Regions from separate parts of the Homo sapiens genome. Here region 1 is linked to region 2. A link is a contact called in ENCODE Hi-C or POLR2A ChIA-PET data. All regions are on one chromosome and are shown on one strand. The core of a region is the stretch at or near the end of the contact, and the rest is flanking DNA. Distances in the headings are between cores, read along the strand shown. Region 1 holds the start of RBM15 (RNA binding motif protein 15). Region 2 holds the start of PRPF38B (pre-mRNA processing factor 38B).

What was found. A loop is a pair of places that touch in the nucleus more often than their neighbours do. ChIA-PET counts read pairs that join two places held with the same protein, here RNA polymerase II (POLR2A). Pooled maps may share reads with other maps.
Region 1: a pooled map shows a loop between it and region 2 (19-fold over the local background). The contact joins the promoter of RBM15 here to the promoter of PRPF38B in region 2. A Hi-C loop is called at or near these places in 3 of 37 single-sample maps with no recorded cell type and 12 of 50 pooled maps. POLR2A ChIA-PET finds 5 or more read pairs at or near these places in 2 of 52 experiments (CD4-positive, alpha-beta memory T cell and naive thymus-derived CD4-positive, alpha-beta T cell).

Annotation. Positions count from the first base shown.
Region 1 is chr1:110,337,966-110,340,665 of GRCh38, reverse strand. RBM15 (RNA binding motif protein 15) reads right to left here and starts at 1,289. Exons shown (of 3, transcript NM_022768.5): 1 at 1-1,289. The coding sequence starts at 1,260. LOC124904276 reads right to left here. Exons shown (of 1, transcript XM_047437983.1): 1 at 1,663-2,700. The coding sequence starts at 2,231. The coding sequence ends at 1,725. It overlaps RBM15-AS1 (RBM15 antisense RNA 1), which reads left to right and starts at 1,495. Exons shown (of 4, transcript NR_036595.1): 1 at 1,495-1,669. RefSeq lists enhancers at 301-750, 122-860, 831-950, 981-1,280, 2,421-2,610 and a silencer at 2,051-2,320.
Region 2 is chr1:108,691,002-108,693,701 of GRCh38, reverse strand. It overlaps PRPF38B (pre-mRNA processing factor 38B), which reads right to left and starts at 1,392. Exons shown (of 6, transcript NM_018061.4): 1 at 835-1,392. The coding sequence starts at 1,110. RefSeq lists enhancers at 1-490, 1,141-1,470, 1,053-1,613, 1,551-1,740.

The DNA.
Region 1 (2,700 bases), core at 40-2,539, 1.6 Mb before region 2:
TTTGAGAAAGCCGTAAGTACTAGTCTGGCCGCGAGAAGGCCTCTTGATATCTACTTCTGTGATGACTCCAAAGCGATCAAACGCCCTTCTTAAATCACTCTCCGTTACAGTGATGTCTAGGTTGCCCAAGAAGAGCGTCCGGTTAGCTCGCTGATCATCCTCGGGTGAAATCTCATCCACTTCTCTGAAAGGAGCAGCACCTGCTCCAGCTCCCACCCTTGGCTCAAGACTGTATGCAGGGCGCACTCTCTCATAGAACGGGTAGTCTCTTTCTCTCTCCAGGTCTCGAGGCAATGGTGGCGGAGGTGGAGGGGGCAGGCGGCCAAGAGCCAACTGCTGCAGCCGGTAGTCTCTGTATCCCAAAGCAGCGCCACCAGGGGAAAGTGATCTCTGGCCTCCACCACCTCCAGGGGGGTGCCGGTGACCACCTACAGAGGCCCCGACCACACTGGCTGATGGAGGATAAGTATCTTTGTCTAAAGGGGAGCGGCTGCGGCGCCGGCTCACATACACAGCTTCTATCTTCAGAGGCCGGTCATAGAGCACCAGGCGGCCTCTGGCATGCTTGGCCGCCCGCGCGTCCTCTGGCCGCCGGAAGTTCACAAAGGCTACCCGCTCATCCCCGCTGCCAGAACCCGACAGATGACTGATTTTCACACTTACATCACCGAAGCGTTTGAACTCATGAAACAGGCCGTCCTCCACCGCTTCGTCACTAAGCTGGGACCCCAACTCGCTTATCTTCAGAGTCTTGTATTCCGCGCCGTCCCCGCCGCCGGGAGCTGAGGAGGCGGCCCCAGAGGAACGTGACTCCCCGCCTCCACCCCGGGAGCTGCTGCGCGATTCGCCCCCGCCCGAAGAATTTTTGGTGCTCGGGGAGCTATAACTATGCAAGCGGCTACTGGAGCTGCCCCCACCGGTATCATACTCGCGGCTGCCACCTCGACTGCTGGACTTGTCCAGGTGGAGACTCCGCCGCGACCCACCGCCGCTATCGGTCTTTCCGCTGCTGCTCCCATTGCTGCCACCAGAGCCCCCTAACTTCTTGCTCCGCTCACCGCGGGAAGTCGAGTCCTCACCACCACGGGAGCGTTTGGCCTTCACTGGCGAGCGCTCTTTTCCCTTCATTGTTGCGGGTCGTCGGAGGTCGTCTCCGCGGAGCTGAGTAACCCGCCGCCCCGCGCTCGTTTCACACAGCGGAACCGCACGCCGCCATCTTGGACTCCGCCGCGGCACAGGGTCCCGCCCCGCAGTCCTCATTGGCCAATTGCTCTCTCTTCTACAGTCTCATTGGGAAAATTATTTGTCTATCTTTACATCTCCCCGCGCTCCAGGAAGGCGCCCGCCCAACCACTGTTATTGGGTTCCCAACCCCCTAGTCGGAGTACCTCATTGGTTACATTTGTTGTCTATCTTAACGGTTCCTCGCGCCAGACTGTAGCTCCGCCCCTCGCACTCTGCGGTCACGTGACCCAAAGTGTTGAGGTGTTGATTGGACAAAAAGTCTGCCCTGTAACGGTACTTCTTGCTCAGTGACAGCAGCAACCCACCTCCTTATCCCTTTCATTGGCTTATAAACCCGTCCTTTAAACCACTATTTGGGAGGTCGGGCCATCAGTTTCGGCGTTTTTTCCAGAGAGGCAGGCTCACAGCGATATCGCGAGAGACGGTAAGCTCCCTCTTTCGACCCCCTTTTTCCAACTCCTCCGGCGGCTAAAAGAAGTTTAAATCTGATTGGATGTCGGCAAGGAAGTTGATAGGCTGAAATAACTGTCCATCACTCGCTTAAAGGGGTAGGCCTGTATAACGGAGGAGGCTGACTGAAGGTGAAAGACTAGAACACGTGCTTGCTGTGCGACGTCACTTAGATGTCGCGAGAGGGTGACTGTGCGCCAGCCCCGCCTCCCCGCGTTTTCGGCGTTCTCCCCACAAACATTTGTTAAGTTCCGTGGGGTGTTTGGCTGTGCTTCGGCCCTTGGAGTTCGAAACTTCTGAGCTCCCCGCCGTCGTACCTGTGCCGGCCAAGGGGCGGGGCAGGCTTTCCGGCTGTCGGGGCCCTCCAGTCCCTCAGGAAGCCGTCCTGGGACGCCTAGCGGACACCATTTTACGTCGCTGTGGTAGCTGAGTGAACAGCCGGGGGGAGCCCCGCCCCCCGCGCGCGGGAGAGCGCCGCCCGCGGTCACCTGGGCCCGCGGGGCAGAGAGTTCACGGTTCCTGCAGCCTCGGGTCATGCTGACGCCCCCGGGCGGTGCTAACACGTAACACGCGGGACCTCGAGAGCTAAGAAGCAGGGCGACTAAGACGCAGCCCTCGCCCAGGAGCCCGTCTCTCCCGCGAGCTACCCGTTCCCGCCCAAGTACTCCGGGTAACCGAGGGGAGTGACCGTCGCTCCCCGCCTCGTGGCCCGCGGGCGGAGCCGGAACTGTCGGGACACCGCGGACGTGTCTTTGGGCGGCATGTTTTATGTTGCGAATCTGTGTGGATTTTTAAATTCTGTATTCCCCTAAAATAGCAGTGTTTTTAATATGTAATGCTTCTACCCTGAAAATCACCAAGCGAAATTTAGGCTCCATGCAGATATGTCACTTGTTTTTCCCCCTGTGGCTTCTTGTATCCCTTGGCACTCTTATTGTGTGTTAAAAGCCAGCAGCACAGGCACCTTGCGGCCGCTCCAGATCCACCTCGTTTGGCTCCTTCAGT
Region 2 (2,700 bases), core at 143-2,642:
TCGTTCATTTAACCAGGGAAATGCATTTATGGCGATTGAGCATGATTAATAGTGCATACCTCTACCTGCGACCCTGGGCTGCTCCGAGCCTCGCTGCAAGACTGAGTCAATCCTGCTAACGAAACAAGAACTGAGACAAGAGTGCAGTGAGGAGGCGCCAGGTGAGCTCCCCAGCACAGCCAAGCCAGCACCGACCCTGCCGCAGAAGCCCAGGGCCCAGATAATTCTAAATTAGCCCAATGCACAGGTGGCTGAGACCTCTTACTCCTGACTTCCTGCTGGGAAAATTTCCAGGCCTTCTGTACACCTCTTGAAATGGCACCTCTCCACCCTCATCCCCCCACCCCACCCGACACACACGCACTGACCATTTCCCTGCCTGGATCGGATAGTGAGTACCAACAACACGAGGCCAATACTGAAGTCATTACACGCCCTGGCCAGGGGTGAGCGGGAGAAGCACCAACAAGTTGGCGCTCAGCAGATCCACGTCAAAAGGAATAATTTTAAAGCTGTAAACTGGAAAGGCTTCTGTTACTCTTTCCTCCTCTCCCCCATCCCTCTTGCCCAACTCCCCCCAGGGGTGGGCAGGAGGTTGGGGGAGGAGAGAGATCAATAGTGGCGGGCTCTCCCGGCCCTAAAAATCTAAAATGGAAACGAGAGGGCGGCCCCAGTCCGACCCCTCCCAGACACACTACAGGCCGCAGCCACCCCTCCGCCGAACCACCTTCCCCCACCCACAAATCTTCAGATTTCGGGGGCCGCCTTCGCCCGTTTCCTCCATACCCCCTCTTCCGAACTTACCCCCAAAGCCAAGGCCTACACACTTCGTACCTTAAAGTAGATCTCGTCCACCACCTCGTGGTAGGTCTTGAGCTCGTAGAGCTGTACTTTGAAGTAAGGCGACGACAGGATGTTGGTCAGGATCATGGGGTTGAGGTTCATGGTCTTCTCGTTGCCCCAGAGCGGGAGCACATTGCCCTGCTTGCCGGAGACCGCCGGCTTGGTAGCGCCGCCGCCGCCGCACTGCTGCTGTTGCTGAGCCGCAGCTGCAGCCGCCTGGTGCTGCGGCTGCGAGTTGCCTGTCAGCGCGGGGCTGTTGTTAGCCATGTTGCGGCGGAAGGAAGGAGGGAGGGAAGGAGGGGGGGGAGGGGGCCAAGCTCGATCTCGCTCTTCGGGACAACGGTCTGGGACCCTACTCCATCGAACGTCGTCGGGAGAAGGGGCCGCCTCGCTGTGCCCCAGCTGGGCAAGAGAGGGCACCCGACGCCGACAAAATGACCCCGGGCCAAGAGCAGACAGCGAAACCCAGACCGCGAGAACTCCACGCAGAAGGCGAGCCGGCAGCCAGGGAGCTCGATCTCTTCCGCCAACTGCCCCTGGGAACAAGATGGCGGGCCCGGCGGATATGACGCCACGCACCCCAGCGTTCCAAGCTGAGCTGGCGGCCAATCAGAGACGCTCAGTTGGGCTGGAGCGTCCTCTTCCTAGGTCCCCGCGTTCTCTGCACGCTGAAGTCGCTGCAGTGACCTCCGTACCTGACTCTTAGGGGATTTCTCCTGAGAATTTGGGGGCCGGGGGAGAGGGTTGTAGGCCTAATCCGTTGTTGTTGTATTTTGACTGGGGGCTTGATTTCTTTTGTCGGGAGCTGAGCCAGGAAGGGTTCGCATGGCTGCGGTGTGCTTGCTAATATCGTCACTCTGACTTCTGCAGAGTATCCGAGAGGGGTCTCCTGGGATCTCAGTTTTAAGGTTCTCTGGAAGGTACAATGGTCAGGGACCCCACTCCTCCAGGAGATTCTGATCAAAGGTCACGTACTTCGCCAGCCTCTAGTGTCCAGCCAGAAGTCTTAAATTTATTCATCCGTAAGATTGAGATAACATCTGGCTGGGCTGTTGTGAGCATTGAAAGAGCTAATGTACTTGTAGTGCCTAGTAGACTGTTCCAGGCATCTGGTAGGCGCCTTTTCTTTTTCTCCCTGCTCCAGATCTTTGGATTCTAGGAATGTATCCGGAGTGATAAACATTGGGCGAGATACTGTATATTGGGAGTGGGTGTGTGAATGTGTGGGGAGTTTGAATGTGGCAATCTTGACTTCAGTGGCGCATACACAGGAGGAGAAAAGGATAAGATGGAAACTTTGGGGAAAATCCACATCTGGATGAAAATAAACCAGAAGAGGAGAGAGAGAGAGCGAAGACCAGCAGAAAAGTATTTAAACCAAGAGACAGTTGTTTGACAGAATACAAGGAAATAGAAAAGATAAGTGAATGGAGTGATTGATTAGTGTTTGGAGCTGTACGGTACGAAAGTGGATATCCTGTCTGGTTCCTTTGTTTTAGGTTGCAAGAGAACTAGAACCCTGAGAGGAGAAGCAGTTTTCACCTTCTTACTAGCAAATCTTGTTTTTCTCTATAGTGGTTTTTATTAACTTCCAAAGGAAAACTGAAGATCCTAACCCCTGTGTCATGAGTTATCACGTTAAAAGTCCATAGAAAAAATTTTTTTTAACCCAGTTCTTTTTGTGTATATATTTTTTGCCTTGATAATACTAGTTTATTGAGTTTGCCGAGTGACACATTGCCAAATCTTATGCCCTATTTTTAATTCCTCAGATACATGATCTTTCTGTATAGTCTTAGACAGTCTTTACCCCTAGTCTGTTTGGATGAAGAGCTTGGTAGAGAGGTTGAGTTTGAT